Linked DNA regions of Homo sapiens: region 2 is linked to region 1. Evidence: chromatin loops called from intact Hi-C (ENCODE). Cell type or tissue: Caco-2. All regions are shown on one strand. Links, peaks and the distances in the headings refer to the core of each region. The heading gives the core; the rest is flanking DNA. Region 1 holds the start of IFNA10 (interferon alpha 10). Region 2 holds the start of IFNW1 (interferon omega 1).

Region 1 (5,396 bases), core at 138-5,137:
TTATAATAGAAAATAAATAGCCTGGTGTCAAATACAGAGTCACATATTGAAATTCAAACTCTCCAATTCACACAGTTTGTAGGAATCAGACAATTTACTATTCCCAAAAGTAGGGAATAATAGTCTCTGTCCCCCAAATAATCCTACAGCTTCAGTAGGATTAAAAAAATTGAAGCACAATTTTTTTAATCCATTCTATCATTGATGGGCATTTGGGTTGGTTTCCTGTCTTTGCTATTGTAAATAGTGTTGCAATAAACATACACGTCCATGTATTTTTATAATAGAATTATTTGTATTCCTTTGGGTATATACTCAGGAATAGGATTGCTGGGTCTAATGGTATTTCTGGTTCTAAATCCTTGATGAATCGCCACACTGTCTTCCACAATGGTTGAAGTAATTTACATTCCTACCAACAGTGTAAAAGCTTTCCTATTTTTCCACAGCTTCACCAGCATCTGTTGTTTCCTGACTTTTTAGTAATTGCCATTCTGAGTGACATGAGATGGCATCTCATTGCAGTTTTGATTTTCATTTCTCTAATGATCAGTGATGTTGAGCTTTTTTCATGTTTATTGGCCACATAAATGTCTACTTTTGAGAAGTGTCTGTTCATGTCCTTTGCCCACTTTTCGATGGGGCTTTTTTTTTTTTGTGAATTTGTTTAAGTTCTTTGTCCATTCTGGATATTAGACCTCTGTCAATTGGGTAGGCTGTAAAAATTTTCTCCCATTCTGTAAGTTGCCTGTTCACCATGATGATTGACAGTTTCTTTTGCTGTGCAGAATCTCTTTAATTAGATGCCATTTGTCAATTTTAGCTTTGGTTGCAGTTGCTTTTGGCGATTTCATCATAAAATCTTTGCCCATGCCGATGTCCTGAATGCTATTGCCTACGTTTTCTTCTAGGGTTTTTATGGTTTTGGGTTTTACATTTAAGTGTTTAATCCATCTTGCATTAATTTTTGTATAAGGTGTAAGGAAGGGGTCCAGTTTCAGTTCTCTGCATATGGCTATCCAGTTTTCCCAGCACCATTTATTAAAGAGGGAATCCTTTCCCCATTCCTAAAGTACTCAGAAAGAGATTATCTTTTCCAGTTTCCAATTTTATTTTATGAAAAAATGTGTCAGTTTTTACTGACATTTAACAGAGTATTAATCAAAATAATGATCAATTACTATTGTAAATAATTTTACATTTTATGCTTTAAATATATAAATTATTAAATGTATTAATATGATTCACCAATGCATCACAATTATGAAATTTATTCAGTGACATATATTTTCAAAAAGGAAACACTATGCAGATAAAAGATAATCCACATTTTTGGGGGTCCAAACTTATTACTTGCCACCATTGCAAAGGCAGTTTTCTCACATTTTCTGTATGTGTTATCTTGATTTCTCTTTTCTGAGTCACTCTTCTGTCTACCCCAGTATGGCTTCTGCTGATTAATTCTATGAATCCAGCTCTCAGTAAGCTCTGCATTGCCATCTATTTTCTTGCTGTAGTGCTCAGTTTTAATTCACATTTTCCATAAGTTTATTGATTCCTTTTCTAAGCACATTTATTTTCTAAATACACTTTTATCACCATTCCCTCTTGTCCTTCTAATGTTAAGGTATTCCACCTCTGTTTCCTTTGTGTCTCTTCTGTTCCCACACTTTAATGGTGGAAGATCCTCAGAATCCAGTTTAAGTCTTTTTTTCCCTCTCCACTTGCTCCCCATATGACAGCCTTCATTTGCGTCCTTTCCATTGCCAGTTATGAACTTCCAGATATCGTATTCCTTGGAAACTGCAAATTCACATATCTGACTTGCAATGTACATTTTCAATTACATGTTGAAGTCAGTTTACAGAGAATATCTCTGCTTTTATTTCCAGATATGTCTCAATCTACATTCTGCTAAGAGGAATTCATTGTTTTTTTACTTCCTCACATTATAGCAGTTAGCATCACTGATATTAATTCAGCATTATTATTGTTTTTAGATTTCTTTCCTGAAAAAATCAAAGATACAAGAGAACAGGGACTGTATATTTTATGTTCACGTTTATATCCTGAAGGCAACATATAACCAGGTACAGAAAAAAATATATTTTTATAACTTGAATAAAATTATGATAGGTAACATAATTAAATCATCTATTTTTAAGTCAGGTTGTAAAGTCAGCCTTGGCATTTTATCTTAAAGAATAAACAAACACAAGAAATTTTGTATAGTAAAAATTTAATGAAAAAGGAAATTAATATATTGGCTAAATATGAAGAACATATATTGTTACATTAACCACAATGTAAAGCGACTCATGATATTACATAAATTTTAAAAATAATTAAATAAATATTTAAACAAAAGATGAACAGAGACATCAGAATGGTCATCTGTAAAGGACTAGTGCCTGCACAGGTATACACGACACTTCTTTACACTGCTGAAAACATTTGAAAATTTTGATTCAACGCGTCGTGGTTATAGAAGTGAGTCTTTGAAATGGAAGAACTCATGAAAGTGTGAGATAATGTATTAGTCAATCAGGATCATTGCCATGTTGAACCAGTTTTCAATCCTTCCTCCTTAATCTTTTTTGCAAGTTTGTTGAAAACGAGAGGGATCTCATGATTTCTGCTCTGACAACCTCCCAGGCACAAGGGCTGTATTTCCTCTCTATTAGATAAAGAGTGATTCTTTGGAAGTATTTCCTCACAGCCAGGATGGAGTCCTCATTCATCAGGGGAGTCTCTTCCACCCCAACCTCCTGTATCACACATGCTTCCAGGTCATTCAGTTGCTGGTAAAGTTCAGTGGAAAATTTTTCTAGGAGGCTCTGTTCCCAAGCAGCAGATGAGTCCTCTGTGCTGAAGAGATTGAAGGTCTGCTGGATCATCTCATGGAGGACAGAGATGGCTTGAGCCTTCTGGAACTGGTTGCCATCAAACTCCTCCTGGGGGATTCGGAAATCATGTCTGTCCTTCAGGCAGGAGAAAGGAGAGATTCTTCCCATTTGTCCCAGGAGTATCAAGGCCCTCCTATTACCCAGGCTGTGGGTCTGAGGCAGATCACAGCCTAGAGAACAGATGGATTTGTAGCTGAGCACCAGCACGGCCATAAGTAAAGAAAAGGACAGGGCCATTGGGATGTTGCAAATATTGCTAGGCTACTTGAGATGGATAACCTTGAACTTCGGCCTCTAGGTTTTCTGAAGACTTTGCTCTGTGCATAGGTCTTAAATAGTGAACATACTAATTTCCATTTTCTAAATGCCCTAGTTTTACTTTCTATCTCTGTTTTTGCTTTCTTTATGTACTCTCTCCATGTGTTTAAAAAGTTTTTCATTTTTTTTCATCATTGCCTATTTTTCACCTGCACTCAAAGCCTTTTATGGTTTTTTTTTAATTGAAATCTTCATGAAATTTTAGTAACACAGATTTGGCATATCTATTTATGTATATTACGTATACCTCTACTTCACAGATAAAAACTACAAAGTTTGCTCTTTTTATTCAAAGTAAAGTTAAGAATTACAGAAAAGTTAAACTAAAATCTAAGTTTAAAAGCTATTGACATTTATTTTAATTTGATAAGTATATTTGTGGAATAACTTTTAGTATAATTTGTTCATGCAAATTTTGTATCAAAGTACATATGCAAAATAAAAATCTATATAATACACATTAATAATATGAATGTAGTTACCTACCTAATCATTCAAAACTCCTAAAAATATGAATCAATAATTTTTTAAAATTTTTCTCTTAGTGTATGAAGCTTTGAATTTTGCTTTATATGAGAAAATAATTTGTAAATTCACCAGCTGCAGTATTCATCCAGATATTGCCAAAACTTTTTTCTTTTCAGCACTTGACACAAGTACTGATGTATTGAATAACTTTAGTAGAAATAAAACATATAATGTAAGCTATTTGGATTGAATTCTCAAAGTCTACCAAACATCCTGAAGAACTGAGGATCAAACATAACTAATAACTATAAGATAGTCAATGGCAGCCCAAAGATATGCAGGTTAAAGCCACATACTGTGATAAGACTTTAAGATCCAGCAAAAAATGGACAAAAAGTCCTCCAATCACAGTCATCTATTTGCTATAGGTTTGTAACATTGGTCTTACAAATATTTTGTTTATCTTCATGAACTCAATACCAGTGCTTCTCATATCATACACAAAAAAACCCAATGAGAAATATGTATATTAAGCAATAAAATTTTGTTGGATAGAGTTGTTGGAAAGTCAGAAACTATTGTAATATGTTAGATTCATTTACACTACGAGAACTAATTTTTGTACCCTTAAAAGAAGTATCAATCCAATAAACATATATGACTTAGAAAATAGTATGATTTAAATCATTTTTGGCATTTTACATTGAAGTTCATATTCCCTAAAGGTTTTCAGAAGTTCCTATCCAAGTCAATTCTTATCAAATAAAAAAGACCATCTTTGTTCTAAATTCATAAATTTATAAATATTGAATATTATTATGCAAAGAAATAACTTTCAGCATGATCCTGAACTCTGGCTCTAACTTTTTTTTTTTTTTTTTTGTGTAAGAAGTTTTTTTTTGTATAAGTAGGCCCTATAGATACTGAGTCCTTAAATGGAATGAGGTCTGCTTTAGCAAATCAGCTATTTAGTAAGTGGAGTTTTTACTAATTTCTCATTTATTCTCATTTTTAAATGGACTATACAATGGTTCTATATGGCATTCACAACAGCAAATATATTTATATTTCTCACTTAACTTTTCCTAGAAGGTAAAAGTGGTCTGATTTTCATCTTAATTTATGGGAACAAAAAGAAAACAAATGTATGTCTAAATGTGATAAACATGTAAGAGGAGAAATACCTAATGTAAATGACAAGTTAATGGGTGCAGCAAACCAACATGGCACATGTATACCTATGTAACAAACTTGCACGTTGAGCACATTTAACCTGGAACTTAAAGTATAGTACAAAAAAAAAAAAGATGACCAGAGGGGAACTTAGAAAATATCTTGAGAGAGGTGAAAATGAAAACACAACATACCAAGACGTATGTGATGCAGTGAAAACAGAGCTAAAGGGGAAATTGAAAGCTGTAAAAGCTTATATTAAAAAAGAAGAAAGACCTCAAACCAATGAACTAACTTTACAAGTTAAGGAACTAGAAAAGAAGAAATAAACACACAGCTAGGAAGAGGAAGAAAATAAGAAAGACTAAAGCAGACCCCAGGTCTTCATCCTTACTTCTCAGTCCTTGCAAGTCTGTTGATGAAGAGAAGGATTTCATGATTCCACTCTGACAACCTCCCAAGCACAGTCACTGTATTTCTTCTCTTTCAGGTAGATTCTCTGGATTCCCATGGATTCCCTGGAAGTACCTC
Region 2 (5,396 bases), core at 231-5,230, 65 kb before region 1:
AATGCCCAGCTAATTTTTGTATTTTTTGTACAGGTGGGATTTCGCTATGTTGCCCTGCTGGTCTTGAACTCATGAGCTCAAGCAATCTTCCCGTCTCGGCCTCTGAAAGTGCTGGGCTTGCAGGCTGAGCCACTGCACCTGCCCGGGTTTTTGAGTGTCCTCATCACAAAGAAATTGTAAATGTTTAAGGTGATGGATGTACTACTTACCTTGATTTGATCATTACAATGCATACATATATGGAAACATAACTTTGTACCCCATAAACATTATTATTAAGTGTTCATTGTAAATTTCAAAAATAAATTTAAAAGAATTGAATATAAAAACAGATTTACATGAGAGGGAACTGAATATACGTCAAGTCAAAAGTAGAATTCAATTAGAGAGAGGCTTAGTTTTCCATGCTAGACATTCCATAATTTAAATAAAAAAGGAATTGTCCAGATCTTTGAATACAGGTAAAGTTAAAAACAAGTGTCCATCACAAGAACATGGCTACAATTTTTAGAAAATGTATATCTCAGTTATTAGAAATCATAAGATCATAAACAAATAATGTATATGACAACATAAAATACAGAGAAATGTACATCTCAGTGATTAGAAATCATATCATAAACAAATAAGGTATATGACCAACATAAAATATAGAGTAAATAAATAACAGAATAAAATGAGATCTGATTGTAAAATTTGATAGAAAAAAAGAATATTAACAAGCAAATAGGTAACCGTTGAAGCTTATTACAAAATAATATTAATTAGAACACTGATAGATTATTATTTTATTCAAATAAGCAATTAATTAAATCAAATATTCAAATGTTCACATGTTTTGTACCAATATATTCGTTCTCTGAAAATAACTTTTTTTTTTTTTTGAGACGGAGTCTCCCTCTGTCACCAGGCTGGAGTGCGGTGACGCCATCTTGGCTCACCGCAACCTCCGCCTCCTGGGTTCAAGCGATTCTCCTGCCTCAGCCTCCTGAGTAGCTGGGACCACCACGCCACCACGCCCAGCTAATTTTTGCATTTTTTTTTTTTAGTAGAGACGGGGTTTCACCATGTTGGCCAGGATGGTCCCTATCTCCCGATCTTGCGATCAGCCTGCCTCGACCTCCCAAAGCGCTGGGATTACAGGCATGAACTACTGCGCCCGCCCTCTGAAAATAATTCTTTAAAAACATATTGCAAAAAACATGAAAAAAAATACAAGAAACATTAATCCACATTCTTCTCTAGATGCCACCTTATTTCCTTTTTCCACTTGACAAACAAACTTCCCCAAATAATTTTCTATACGCAGTATTCTTAATTTCTCTTTTTTGTGTTTCCTCTTCAACTTACTCCAATCGTGTTTCTATCCCATTCATTCTACTAAACCAGATCCTCCTAAGGTCATCAGTGGAGTCTGTTTCCAGGTTCAGTAGGACAGCTCAGCCCTCACCTTCCCTGAAAGTACCACTGTCTTCCCCTCATTAGACTCTCCCTCATTCTTTCCCATTTCTCTTTCTAATTGCACTGGCAACTTTACCTCAGGCTCCTTTACATATTCTCCTTCTCTGCTCTACCTTTGAATGTTGAGGGTCTGCAGGACAAGGTTATGTCCTCATCTCATTGTCTCCTCTGTTTATAAGTGACTACATTCATTCCTATGTCCTTGTTACCAGACATGCAATAAAGAATCTTAAATTAATACCTTTGCCCATGGGATTTGTTGTTCACTCTAGACCCATATTCCCAATTGCGCATAAGATTTCTGCAATTTCATGTCTCCCAGGCACCTCAAAAAGGACATCTAATATTTTTCTTTCTCAACATCATTTGCACCTAAAGCTTCTAGTATGAGAACATCATTTTCTTTTACTTATCTTTGTAGTGTTTCATATAAGCGAAATTGGTACATCTTTACTGTTTCTTTTCCTGTAAGAATGAAAGCTCTTCAACACGGAAAGAAACTGTGTTTATTCACCTGTATTTCTTTTTTAAAATAACTTTTTAATTTTTGTGGGTACATAGTAAGTGTATATATTTATTGGTTACATGAGATATTTTGATACAGTCATGCAATGAGTACACCTGCATTGCTTGACATCAATTCCAAAATATGCCACTTTGATACTCACTTTATACATATTATGTAAATGGAATGAATGAATAGGTAAGTGTATATTACCGTCCATTCCTTGATTTGGTTCAGAAAACTAGTGTTTGGATTTTGGTTTTCGAATAAATAACTTCAAGAAGTTTTGTTTGAAAATAATTTAATAAATAACAAAATACAATATTTAACCAAATGGAAAGCTGAACATGTTTTGTTATCTTAATACAATGTAAAGGCAAACATTTGTTATATAAGAATATAAATAGTATAAATATGATAAAATGTAAGAATAAATAAATGAGTAAAAATAAATAACATCTTAGGGACTGATGCCCCTGAACCTAAGTCTTTTTAACATATACTGGCTTAATATACCGACAAAGTATTTGCAGAACTAATTCAGTCAATTCTGTGATTAAAGCCGAAATAAGAGTCTTTTGAATTGACCAGAGTCACATGTGCAAGTGTTATATGGCAAATTAATCAATGAGAATCATTTCAAGATGAGCCCAGGTCTCTATCTTTACTTCTCAGTCTTTCTTGCATGTTTGTTGATAAGAACAAGGATTTCATGATTTCCATTCTGACAACTTCCCAGGCACAGTCGCTGTATTTCTTCTCTTTCAGGTAGACACGGATTCCCTGGAAGTACCTCCTCAAGGTCAGTGCAGGGCTGCTAATTGCCCCAGCAGATTCTCCTTCTCCCACTACCTGCAGCAAGCAGGTCTCCAGGTGTTGCAGTTGCTGATGAAGTCCAGTGTGGAGTTGGTCTAGGAGGGTCATGTTCCAGGCAGCAGAGGAGCGCTCTGTGTGGAAGAGGCTGAAGATCTGCTGCAGCATCTCATGGAGGACAGACATGACATGGGCCTTCTGCAACTGGCTCCCTTTTACCATCTCCTGGGGGAACCTGAAGTCTCTTCTGTCCTTGAGACACAAGAAAGGGGAGATTCTCCTCATTTGGTGCAGAAGCACCAAGGTGTTCCTGCTAAGTAGGCCATGGTTCTGAGGCAGATCACAGCCCAGAGATCCAACAGGGCTATAGCTGGTCATCACTAGGGCTGCCAGTAGAGGGAACAGGAGGGCCATTGGGAAATGAGGATGCTCCTGGCTTTACTGAGCTGGGATATGGCTTAACCTTGGACCCTAGGTTTTCTGAAGACATTGCTTGTATGCATGGCTTTTAATAGGAAACACATGGTTTTCATTTTCTGAACATTTCTCTGTACTTTCAGTTTCTTTTACTGTTTTCATTTGTGTGTTCTCCCTATGACCTTAAGAGGATGACAACAATCTATTAATTTTGCATTAGACTTCAGCTAAACTCCAGTAAACTTCAGCTGTGTCAATACAAATGAATGCTTAATCAAATGAAAAACGTCTGGGTACTAAAGTCATAAGTGTATATACTATATGCATGTAAATAATCAGACACACACTACACTAACAATATATATATTATATATTTATGTATACACACTATAGTGAATATATGTATATATGTGTATATATAATATATATTCATATATATATGAAAAAAATCATTTTCTCTGTTCTAGAAGCAAAATTTTAACCCTTATTCTAGCCTCCATTTTTACCCTCCTTACTTTATGTAGGAAGTCAGGCCCTATAGGTTTCTATATTTGCTTCAGGTTTACCAGATCATCTGCAGCAAATAAGCTCTTTAGAACCAAGAACAGCATTTTGCTGTTGTTTGTTTGTTTTTTAGAGATGGGGTCTTAATCCGTCACCCAGGTTGGAGTGTGGTGGCATGATCAGAGGTCACTGCAGCCTTTAACTCCTGGGCTCAAGCAATCTCTGTGCCTCAGCCCCCTGAGTACCTGGGACAACAGGTGTGCACCATCATGCCTGGCTAATTTTTTTGTTGTTGTTGTTGTTAGAGATGAGGTCCCACTATGTTGTTCAGGCTGGTCTCAAACTCCTGGCCTGAAGCTGAGGCCTCCTGCCTCAGCCTCCCAAGTAGTTGGAATTACAGATATGAGCCAAAAACGCAGTTTTGTTTGCTGTTTTATTCACAACAGAGGATGATGATGATTAGCGAATGAGCTTCTCTGACATTTTTCTTCCTTCTAGAAAACATTCATGCAGGTCCATGTGGTTACGCTTCACTGGGACCACAAGGTGAAGATTAATATAGACACTGCTTTTTCTTTCCATCATTTGCTTACTGAGGTCAATAGTGCTCCCCTATCTGTCAATATCCCAGCTGGAATCCTGATTCTTTACAAGCGCATATGGATGTAGAGATTCTAATTCGCAGATATTTTACTTTCCCAGCGTCTCCTCACACACAAGGTAGTTATCACATCTAGTAATACCTTTTCCTCTAGAGTAACAAATACTCTCAACCCAAACTCTTCCAGACTCGCTCCCAGGGAGCAGTCTCACAACATCCTGATAACTTCAGAACTCTTTTGGTGAGAGGGTAGTGGTTACTTTGTGAGCAAAGCAACTAACCCTCCAAGACCCTTGCCGGTGCCCCTAGAGTGTTTGTCTGGAGGACCCTGGCTCTCAGTGGCGACCTCCTTTCCTCCTGACCCATGTGTCCAGGTATCAAAAGTTTCGACAGCCCTCAGGTACTGATAGCAAAGGTTTCTTTTGTCTAAGGAAGGTGGAAGGATTACCCAATTATAATCATTTTACCTTCATTAGTCAAATAATTTTCCACCATTTGCTTACTGAGGTCAATAGTGCTCCACTGGCTGTGTCAGTATCCCAGCTCGGAATCCTGACACGGTTTTTATTGTTCAATTCTTTTACGTAAGCTATTGAACATTTGTTATCCTCAGTGTTTCTCAGGTGGGCACAGGGGATCAATGATGATGTTGTCTTTCATTAGAAGCTTATATGTGCCAAATTTTCTAGATCCAGTCTATCGTTGTTGGACATTTGGGTTGGTTCCAAGTCTTTGCTATTGTGAATAGTCCCGCAATAAACATACGTGTGCATGTGTCTTTATAGCAGCATGATTTGTAATCCTTTGGGTATATACCCAGTAATGGGATGGCTGGGTCAAATGGTATTTCTAGTTCTAGATCCCTGAGGAATCGCCACGCTGACTTCCACAATGGTCGAACTAGTTTACAGTCCCACCAACAGTGTAAAAGTGTTCCTGTTTCTCCACATCCTCTCCAGCACCTGTTGTTTCCTGACTTGTTGATGATCGCCATTCTAACTGGTGTGAGATGGTATCTCATTGTGGTTTTGATTTGCATTTCTCTGATGGCCAGTGATGATGAGCATTTTTTCATGTGTCTTTTGGCTGCATAAA

The links. Hi-C counts contacts between places; a loop is a spot of excess contacts. Peaks named below come from ENCODE experiments on the same cell type or tissue, not always from the same donor. Only the 100,000 strongest peaks of a DNase experiment are listed, where the experiment ranks them.
Region 2: it touches region 1 in a loop (19-fold over the local background); 2 of 110 quality-filtered maps call a loop at or near these places.

The regions. Positions count from the first base shown.
Region 1 is chr9:21,203,955-21,209,350 of GRCh38, forward strand. IFNA10 (interferon alpha 10) reads right to left here and starts at 3,189. Exons shown (of 1, transcript NM_002171.2): 1 at 2,227-3,189. The coding sequence starts at 3,143. The coding sequence ends at 2,574. It also overlaps the pseudogene IFNWP18. In Caco-2, for the core only: no CTCF peak of the experiment used is centred there; no DNase peak of the experiment used is centred there.
Region 2 is chr9:21,138,378-21,143,773 of GRCh38, forward strand. IFNW1 (interferon omega 1) reads right to left here and starts at 3,455. Exons shown (of 1, transcript NM_002177.3): 1 at 2,255-3,455. The coding sequence starts at 3,193. The coding sequence ends at 2,606. RefSeq lists enhancers at 3,130-3,269, 3,360-3,409. In Caco-2, for the core only: no CTCF peak of the experiment used is centred there; no DNase peak of the experiment used is centred there.